Linked DNA regions of Homo sapiens: region 1 is linked to region 2. The links are chromatin loops, found by intact Hi-C in ENCODE. Cell type or tissue: heart right ventricle. All regions are shown on one strand. Links, peaks and the distances in the headings refer to the core of each region. The heading gives the core; the rest is flanking DNA. Region 1 has its middle 18 kb from the start of PLEKHG1. Region 2 has its middle 84 kb from the start of IYD.

Region 1 (5,383 bases), core at 126-5,125, 130 kb before region 2:
AGTAGGTACATGACCCACTGCATGCTGCTCCATTCCTCTGAGCTTTGGCCTCTTTTTTTTGTTTGCTTGAGACACAGTCTTGCTGTGTCACCCAGGCTGGAGGACATGATCACAGTTCACTGCAGCCACAACCTCCCAGGCTCAAGCAATCCTCCTGCCTCAGCCTCCCAAGTAGCTGGGACTATAGGTGTATACCACCATATCCAGCTAATTTTTAAATTTTTTGTAGAGACAGGATCTCACTTTCTCTCACCTCAGCCTCTTAAAGTGCTGGGATTACAAGCGTGAGCCACCACACCCAGCCTGGTTTCTTAATAATCTCAAGGGAAAGATTGTACTTGGAGGAAAGCCAGAGTTGGTTCCTGGCTATCCTATTCAGTGACTTGGTGACTATTAGAAAAATTAGTTAATGGCTTGCTCTTCACCTTTTTCAACCAGAGAGCAAGGATAATTATTCCTGTCTAGTCGGCTTTGCAGAGTTGTTGTGAAGAGAAAATGAGATAACAAACCTGAAAATGTTTTGAAAAACTGGGAAGCATGACCTAATGAAGGTAACAGTAATGACAGGAGTGCAATCGTGGTGAGTAGAGGTTCAGCAGCAGAAGCACGGCTGTTCCAGAGGATGACATCAAGGATTGGGGTGGAGGTAAATACCAAACTAAGAGCTCACCGTGCTATTCTGCTTTGGAAATGATTTAGTTCTTTATTCTGTATTAACCTATTTACGTCAGTTTTGTGATTAGGCTGGAAGTTTTCTTGTTCACTTGGTTGAAGCCAAGTGGAGCTGCATTTGGATTTCAGCTCTTCCACTTCCTTGCTATATTTGCTTTCTATTGCTGCATGACAAATCCCCACAAATTTAGTGGTTTAAAACAACACCCCTGGCCGTGCGCAGTGGCTCATGCCTGTAATCCCAGCACTTTGGGAGGCCGAGGTGAGCAGATCACCTGAAGTCGCGAGTTCGAAACCAGCCTGACAAATATAGAGAAACCCCGTCCCTACTAAAAATACAAAATCAGCCAGGCATGGTGGCACGTGCCTGTAATCCCAGCTGCTCAGGAAGCTGAGGCAGGAGAATCGCTTGAACCCGGGAGGCGGAGGTTGCGGTGAGCCAAGATCATGCCATTGCACTCCAGCCTGGGTGACAAGAGTGAAACTCCATCTCAAAAAAACAAAAACAAAACAAACAAGCAAACAAACAAAAAACACCCCTTTCTATCTCACGATTGCCATAGGTCAGAAGTCCGGTGTGGCCCAGCTGGGTTCTCTGCCAACAACCTCATGCTCAAGGAGTTCACTATCTGTAGCTCTGGGAAAGAATCACTTCCAAGCTCGTTCAGGTGGTTGGCAGAATGCAGTTTCTTTGGTTGTAGGACCGAGGTCCCTGTTTCCTTGCTTGCATTCATTTTCAGTTCCTAGAGGCCTATCTCTTATTCTGGCACATAGACCTTTTACCCTTTATCCTAGAGCCAGCAAGGGACATCCATCAAACCATTTCATGCTTTGAATCTCCCTGACTTCTTGAGTAGCAGGCAGAGAACACTTTCTGCTTTTAAGAATGTATGTGATTAAATTAGAGCCATGGATAGTCTCTTTATTTTAAGGTCAACTGAGCCACATGATATAATCCTGGGAGTGATATTGCATTAGATTCACAAGTTCTGTGGATTAAAGCATAAAATCTTTGGAGTCATTTTCAGAATTCTGCCTACCACAATTGCTCAAGGTGACCTTGATGAGATTGTTACTTAACCTCTCTTGGTCTTATTTTCCTCATTAATCATACCTTGAACCGTCATTGTGTTGATAAGTAAAATAAGATAGACATTGTACCTAAAACATGGCAAATACGTAGCAAACGAGATGCCTTTCCTATGCATCTCATATTCAGTGTTATGCATTGAGAACCCAGCTAGCCCCTAATACTTGAAGAGAGCTTCTGTAGAAAATAAGAATGAATCCTGTCCCTTGCAAGTTCAGATGTTCTTTAAGAATTTTATGCCACTATATGACATCATCAGGATTTGATTTCTCCATAGTAGCTGTAAACTGATGTATGCACACTGTATGTCAGCATAAATTAAGAACTTGGACAAAAGAACTTGCCAGAATTCAGCCTTGGAGTGTTTATGTCTGATCTAAAAAAAAAAAAAAGCCACATCTCTCACACACACACACACACACACACACACACACACACAGACATTATGTCTTGGCGGTAAAAGTAATTTCGTGGTGGTGGTGGTGGTGGTGGTGGGTAAGAAGAGAACAGGGCTTTAACATAATTGCTGGAGTTTAGTTTGTCCTGCAAATTTTATGGGTAAATTCCAACAAAGCATGCTTGCTTTTAAGACTGCAAAACCTGATTAAAGAAAGCATGGTTCTACTCTACTTCTTGAGCTGTCAAGACATAATAATCTTTGTGCTGTGATGCTTCATAGATTCTCTCCATGCAACAGTAAATTTTTATACAGCCCCCTTCTTTATTAATATGAATTAAACAAAAGAGCTAACAGCCCTTAAATCCATCAACTGGCCATAAATCTATCTAAGCAGCTGCGTTATGAGTCACTCAGGGATCAGCACAGTGAATGGGCTACTGTGCTTTCCCCTCGGGAGATGAAGCACACCCTCCCTGAAATGGTCATTCTCCCCTAAGTCAGTTATATTCAGCTTAAGGGGAAGTCAGAACTGCAGCTCTTTGCAAACCTTCAAAGGCAATGTGATAGCAAAGAGGCGATGAGGCATCCACAGACCCAAATTCTGGTATTAATGAGACAGGAGTAGCTCATGTTGTAAATTTCAGTGGCCCTTCAACTACTTACTGCTCCTCATCTCTCCAGCAATCAAAGGAAGTTAGTAAGTTCTGCATATTAATATTTGCTTCATAGAAGTATTTTCAGGGTTAATGTAATAGTATGAAAAAATGCTTTTAGTGGAGCATGTTATCTTTTGATTATATATTTTATGTTCCCTACTCTGAGGCCTAAACCATAGGTAAAGACTAATGACATGGTCTTGAAGGAGGACACAGGAAAAAGAATTGTGATGGATGCCAGTTCAACCACACATAGCCAGAAATCTTCCAATCCACAGACACTCTTCACTCACTCAATTCAATCAAGTCTGGATAAAATAAAACCTTGCAAAATAGGGCATTTTGGCTTGCTGAATTTTGGGGTCACTAGCATCCCCTTTCCTTTGCAATATATCACATAGAAAAGCATCAAGAATATTTGTACCTTAAAAGGTCTTCTTGAAATAATAGGGTCTTGGCCAAATGTGGTGGCTCACACCTGTAATCCCAGAACTTTGGGAGGCTGAGGCAGGCAAATCACCTGAGGTCGGGAGCTCGAGACCAGCCTGACCAACATGGAGAAACCTCGTCTCTACTAAACATACAAAATTCGCTGGGCGTGGTGGCGCATGCCTGTAATCCCAGCTACTTGGGAGGCTGAGGCAGGAGAATCACTTGAACCCGGGAGGCGGAGGTTGCAGTAAGCTGAGATTGTGCCATTGCACTCCAGCCTGGGCAACAAGAGTGAAACTCCACCTCAAAAAAAAAAAAATTGGGTCTTTTTCTCACCAATACAGACCTTGTAGTAGCTCAGGTTAATCTTTCTGAGTATTAATGAGTTCTTATTGTGTAATGTGGAGGTGATCGTGTTGGATGGACACTCAAGCCTCAACATGGAAGCCACTTTTAAAAATATACTGCTGCTCTATTAGGTTTCTTTTAGTTTATTGCTTTCTGCACTAATGGAATACCTAGAATTAATCTATTTAACTGATTAACCTGTTTAGTATCTGAATGATTGACATGTGCTCTAACATGCTATTAGCACATTTTCATAACTTGAAAAATGCACAAAAGTACATACTCTGTACTACAGGATGTGTAAGAGAACATGGGAGGTGGAGAGGAAACTTCATAACAGCTACTATGTATTGAGAGATTCTGTGTTGCTAGATAGTACCAAGTGGCTTGCTAGTATTATTTCATTTAATACAGTAAAGGACCCTATGAAAATAATATCAACATCATCATCATCACCTCCTCTGTTTTACTCATTTACAAAATTAGGGACTAGAGAAGTTGGGAAATCTGAACAGTCCGGTCCAGCTAGCTGGAGACTAAATTTGAGCACAGTTCTACTTGACACTGATGTCATCATGCCTGTGACTTAGGTGCTATGCCATGGTATGTAACATAATGGCATCTAATAGCCTCTTGGTATGACAGAAGCTGTGCTTAAGAGGCAAGCTGAACGGACTGAAAGGGCTTTTCTTTGGAGTGGGAAACCCTCACCAGATGGATAGGTGACACACAGAGACCCTTGGGTGGGGCTTGGGTGGGCCCCCAGCTCTTGATGGGGTGTGACTGCACAGGCCCTGTCACCCCTGGCTGTAGGCGCTTGAACAGGGGCTGTCAGGCAGCCACTTAGGGGAAGCTGCTGGGAACAGGGCGCTCATGCTTCCCTTCAGCCAGGCAAGAGGAGGGGTGGGTGGGAGCTGGGGAGGAGGGCAAGCAAGAGCTTGGCTGTGCTGCCTAGGAAGGAGCTGTAGAACCCAAGGGTGAGGATGATGTTCCTGGAGGCACTGCCACACTGCCCTTTCTTGGTGCTCCGAGAATGACAGCTGGGGTCAGCACAGAGTTCCACTGTTGGTGCGTTCCAGAACACTCCCGGAGCTGTGCTGGGTGTGCTTATGATGCACTCTGAGGCATCATCAAGGGAACACCAAGCCCATTTCCTTCACTCATGGGACTTACAGTCCACTGGAGAGAACTGTTTCCATGTAAATCTTTACCATTTTAACATGAAACTTTAAAAAGTAAGCAAAGCTATAGTTGAATGTAATTGGTACGTTGTCACTTGCACGACTGGATTCACAGAATATGCTATTTTAGTGTAGCACTATGTCCTCTGTTTTACAATATATTTTCTTGATGCTGCATGTTAGATCAGACCTCAGAATCCCATGTCTGAAGTGCTGCCTTGCACTCACTGGCATGTAAAAGAGTAGCTCCAGGAGCCAAGAGCCGTCTGGCGTCCAAAGCCAACAGTGCCTTTGGCAGGCCTTGGGGATACTGTCACCAGGCATGACTCAATGTATTGCTGAGGAACCATGCTTGGTGGCAGGCAGAGATGTGTCACTTCATGGCATAGAAAGACAGTGGAGAAAATTGCTCTTGAGGATTATAAAAATCATTCCAGAAATAAAATCTTTGAGGAAAGTTGGAAGGCAAATTCATTTTTCTTTCGTATAGAAAATCTCAGCATCTAAGACCTCCAGATGTCAATGGAAATCCTTTAAAAGAGGTGGTAGAGGGCTGGGCACAGAGGCTCATGCCTATACTCCCAACACTTTGGGAGGCCGAGGC
Region 2 (5,383 bases), core at 279-5,278:
GATTTCTCCTAGCGTGGTTTTAAGCAAACGAGCCATGAGCCTGTGCCTTTTTCTCAACCCAAAGAGACTTTGATCAATTACTCTCCAGGCCCCCTTCGAACAATAGAGTATATGTCCACACTCCCCCTCATGCCCACAATAGTGCAATCTCCTAGAAGGAATTTGTCTCTCCTCCTACAAGCTGGCTGGCACTGCCAGGCCTCATTCAGGTTCCCTGATGATGCTCAGCCTCCCCCTCCCCACACTCTCACTAGTTCTTTCCAGCAGGGCAACACCAGGGAGGGATTAGAGCACTCTCTCCTCAGCATCTCGAAGGCAAACTTGACTCCCTGATTATATATACATATATATATATATAATTTTTAAAAATTTATTATTATTATTATTATTAGACGAAGTTTCAATCACCACCCAGGCTGGAGTGCAGTGGTGCAATCTCAGCTCACTGCAGCCTCTGCCTCCCGGGTTCAAGTGATTCTCCTGCCTCAGCCTCCTGAGTAGTTGGGACTACATGGGTGCACCACCATGCCCGGCTAATTTTTTTGTGTTTTTAATAGAGACAGGGTTTCAACATGTTGGCCAGGCTGGTCTCGAACTCCTGACCTCAGGTGATCTGCCCACCTCGGCCTCCCAAAGTGCTGGGATTACAGGCATGAGCCTCTGCGCCAGGCCTTGGCTCCCCGACATTTGCATACATGCACAAGGTCATGTGCACATACACAAATGCATGCATGCACTCATGTATAACACATGCAAACATACATACATGCACACGCACACACACACACATGCACACACACACACCTATGGCATTGTGGGTATCTGGCACAATCGAGGGAATCCATTTCCAGTGCCAAGCATCGAGCAGGATGACTAAAAGGTAAGGCACAGATTTAGAAGTCAAAAGAGATAGACACTCACCGACCCTCTCCCTGCTGGTTTTCCAGGTGAGGTTTAAGTTATACCACGAATCCTCAACTGCTGTGAGGTAAGAACATTTAATTTTTATTTTTTCTTGGAGTCTTGTGCATCCAGGTTGGACGAGGAGAGAAGGAGAGGCTGGCAGGAACTCTTTTTCTGGATCAGGTTGTCTGTAGCCCCAAGACTGAGTGCACACGTTTCCATCAAGCCAGGCAGAAGGGCCACCAGGTGACCGCAGCAGCCAACCCCAAGGGGTCTCTGGCAGAGCTTTGGGCTTCTCTGCAGATGTCGAGGTTGGATTTATTCTTCCTGCCCTCCTACCGAGCATGTCTTGGGGATTAGTGGGAAACTGACTGTAAAGATCTTTTGCTTCCTTTTTGCATATAGCTATGTAATCTGACTTCAGGTGAAAATTTATGTCTAAGTGGTAAATGTTTTTGAGAACCCAGTGAGGATTGTGAATCCCTTTGCCAGTTTCATGATGGAGGGAGTTAACATGGATCATAAAAGGGCTGAAAGAGTGTCTGAGGTTACCTCTACCTTGTATCACCATACGAAGTAGCCAACAACTCCATGAGATAAGTTTTTCTCCAGCAGCATCATTGGAGCTTGCAGCACAAGTTGGAAAAGATGGGGAAAACCCACTTTTCTCTTATATGAAAATGACTTCTCCCAATCCTGTTTTGTCTCAGCATACAATATATATGGTTGTTAATTTACTACCCACAGCATCATGGACTCATCCTCTTCCCTGAATCGCTTGTAAATATTTTCTCAAACTGAGTGTATTTTCCAATGTTTATCCAGGTATCTGCATATCCAACTCTTCATTGTCCCTGGTGCAGGTTAACCATGCTCTGCAGGGTACCTCTTTATCCCCTCAGCCTGTCCCAGGCCTCCTGCCAGTGTCCACAGTGCTGTGCGTTGGGTGTCTAATTCCACCTCCCCCTGAGAGGTAGGTGGCCAGCCACCCCTAGGAGAAGCTGACACCAAGGGTGGCCATATGGGGGGAAGGAAGAGGTTGGTGCTGGTTACCTCCCACCTTGGACTATGTTCATTTCTCTTTTCCTTACTGCAGGTCACTGACATGTGAACACATGCTCCTAACAAGTTGACCCCAGTCTTGCTGAAATTGCCTAGACTGTATTATTTTCTTCCCCATACTTGACATAGAGCATAAGCTGAGAGGTACATAATACATGCCATAATTTATGACGGTGCTTAGGTAAAGCCATGCAAACTCGTCTATCATTGCCAGGTTCATTTCCAGTGGTGTTCATTGAAGGTAAGTTGACTCATTTATACAAAACAATTCCCTCATTTCCCTTTGAGCAATTGTCAAGTGTGCTTGACGCAGGCCAAGTGACCTTCAAATGCGGAGTGGGGTTTGGCCTGGAATGTCAGTGTGCATTTGGCAGCATGAATTGCTCCAAAGAATCCTGATTTCTTATGCATGAACTGCTGACCCCAGCACTGGGGCCTGGAGAGCGGGACGGGAAGGAAGGTGAACTCCTGCTGATTCAGGGGCCCTCCCAGCAGCCTTTCCACGGTGTCAGCAGTATTCACATCACTTTCCTCTCCTCCCTCTTCCGCCCCACCGTAAGTCCTGTCCCTGGAAGCACTTTTCAGTTGCCAGGAATCATGAACATTAGGAAACAATCCAAAAAAACGGGGTGTCTACTTTATATTCTGTGGCCCACACGGTCACACATGGGCCTGGTTTTAACACCGGGTCATAGGTGTGGAAACAGCCTGGCCTAGAGGAAGGAACACTGAACCAGTGAGAGAGGCCTTCAGTGACTCCAGGACCAAGCAAGTGTGTGGCCTGGAGGCTGGCCTTTCTAAGAGGCCTGTCTCGGTGGAAACGGAGGAATGTTCTACTGCTGGCTTTCCAGAGCGCTCCTCTAGCCCCACTACTTGGAGCGATGCTTCCCGGTGTTGAAGCTGCAGATCTAAGGACCATGTTTCTTCAAACACAACCAGGCCTCTAGGGCAAGATCGTTTCCAGGAGATGTAATGAAATATGAAGGAAAACGCCCAGCAGGCAACATGCCTGCCTGCTGAGGATCACAGGAAACAGCCTTACTACCAATCTACCAATACTGGGCCCTGAGCTGGAGAAACAGCTCCTTTTTTCATTTCAAAATATCACTAATGTTCCATGGTGCAGGACATATTTCAAATGCCTCAATTGGAAAAAACAGGCTCCAAAGGCATCACGGTGTGCCTGTGGCTCTTGTCTGTGCTAGGCAGCAGCACAAGGGCCTGCTCATTAGCTCACTGATGACAGGTTTATCCGCAACTGTATATCAAGCAATGAGAAAGTCAGCTGTGCGAGCAAACGTCCCTCAGTCATATTGCACAAAGCCTTCGTAAAGGGATAGAGTGCTGAAAGCCTCCTAACTCCTCTCTAGCTGAACATCTTTTCCCCTCCGCTACCTCTGAACCTCTCATCCTTCCAACTCAGCTCAAGAACGCAGAAGCTGTTTGCCGACCCCTTCTGCTAGTGTCCTGTCCTTGGTAATTCAAAGACGCCCCCGGGATGGCCCACAAAGAGCCCTGTGTGCATGCACACGCGCCACTGTCACTGATAAGGCCACTGGGTGGTGAGCGGTTCTTTTCACACTTCACATCCAGAGGCTTTTCCTGTGATTTGTGTGTGAAGCACCTGTTTGCATGGTCCGTCCACCCTTATCTGAGATTCTGCCTCTTAGGCACCAGGGCAGGTTGAAGCCTTTTTCACCCACTTACAAAGCAACAGCTTATTCCTGAGAAGTGTGTCAAGCTGGTATGTCCACTGTGCTCCCCAGACTCACCAATAAGATCACTGACTTAATTGTTTTCTGCCCCTTACTTTTAGAAGAAAGAAGTTAGGCAATCTAAAGGAGTCAAACTGATAATGTTGCTTTTGAAAAAAAGTAAACAAATAATAAAACATCTCCCAGAGTGTATGGGGTCCAAAACACATTTAACCCAGTTTCTCACACTTTCCATATGAACATTTACTCAATAATCCTACGTGATGTTTAGAATGAATAATTACTGTGGGGCCCCTCATCAAACATCAGAAAGAGACCAATAGGTTCGATATTTTGCCGTAAAGCAGGAAATTGAACTAAGTATCAAGAAATAAATACCAACAGAGAGAATAACAAAGGAAGGAAGGAGGGATTAATTGTCATTGTTAGAGAAAAACTCATTTTCTGATGATGATGGTCAAGACCTTATCTTATAATCCTCCTAACTATAGCCTCCTTTTCTTTGCATTGGGTACCCAACATCCATTATGACTGTTGTCTCCAGAAGCCCAGAGACATTCATCTTTTTGCTCTCCTTTCACTGATGAGGAGACTGGACGTCACGTGATAATTCAGCTGCCCAGTCTTATGGCAAGCGAGAGAGACCTATTTTGAACTGAGGCATGCTGGACTTCAAAGTCCATGTTCTTGCTCTTAGAGCAAGTCTCTAAAACAAGATTTTCACTAATTCTTAACAATTTATTGAGTTCAGCAGTTACTGAGCATCTATCATGTCTTGGCAGTGATAGGGAATACAGATATAAAAAAGTTACAGCCCTACCTTCACTTGAGCCAAAAATATTTTTCTTTAGGGAATCTTTAGAACAAACACTTTCAGAAAATTTTTCTAATTGAGCTTGAGATGTTGACTTGACTCTCATTTTTAAAACTAACTAATTGGCTATCAAAATGGCAACACTTACAAGATAATGCTTTCTGTATTTCTTCATGCATTTAACTCCCTAACTAATGAAAAACTTCATGATATTTTCTCCCAAAGGAGGGGATAGAAGTGTCTTTTCTTCTCACACTGTGAAGACAAGTAAACGTAATTTAGTTTCAATACAGTTATATTAGCTTTAGATAATAATGAGCTATTGCCATATATCAGACCACAAAAAAAGAACCAAAACTAAACATTAATACAAGGTATGTTTTTATTTCTATTATACTTTAAGTTCTGGGATACATGTGCAGAATTTGCAGGTTTGTTACATAAGTATACACGTGCCATGGTGGTTTGCTGCACCCATCAACCCATCATCTACATTAGGTATTTCTCCTAATGCTATTCCTCCCCTAGCCCTCCACCCCCCAACAGGCCCCAGTGTGCGATGTTCCCCTCCCTGTGTCCATGTGTTCTCATTGTTCAATGTGTAACAGAGTTGGAGTATGGCTTCTAAAAATCATAATTTCATATGCATAATGGCAATTGCTAGACAAGAATTCTGTAACTAGAGCTAGTTACATGAGCAAAAACTGCCTCATAGTTCAGGTTGCAAAGTGGGCAGCCATTATAGCCCAGAAGACACTCCCAGAAGAAATTGGTGAGCTAACTTTGTATATTTATGAACATTTTTGGTATTTTCAGTCTTTCCGAAGCACCTGGTGATGGCCAGTGTGGAAGACTAGGTGGAGCATGACAAGATCATTGTCTGTAAGCA

What was found. Peaks named below come from ENCODE experiments on the same cell type or tissue, not always from the same donor. Only the 100,000 strongest peaks of a DNase experiment are listed, where the experiment ranks them.
Region 1: a loop joins it to region 2, with 2.4 times the contacts of the local background. A loop is called at or near these places in 2 of 110 quality-filtered maps.

Annotation. Positions count from the first base shown.
Region 1 is chr6:150,579,471-150,584,853 of GRCh38, reverse strand. No RefSeq gene overlaps it. Among named protein-coding and RNA genes, the nearest start is that of PLEKHG1, 18 kb to the left of the region's middle. In heart right ventricle, for the core only: no CTCF peak of the experiment used is centred there; no DNase peak of the experiment used is centred there.
Region 2 is chr6:150,450,022-150,455,404 of GRCh38, reverse strand. No RefSeq gene overlaps it. Among named protein-coding and RNA genes, the nearest start is that of IYD, 84 kb to the right of the region's middle. In heart right ventricle, for the core only: no CTCF peak of the experiment used is centred there; a DNase peak (open chromatin) is centred at 2,434; H3K27ac peaks cover 2,696 bases.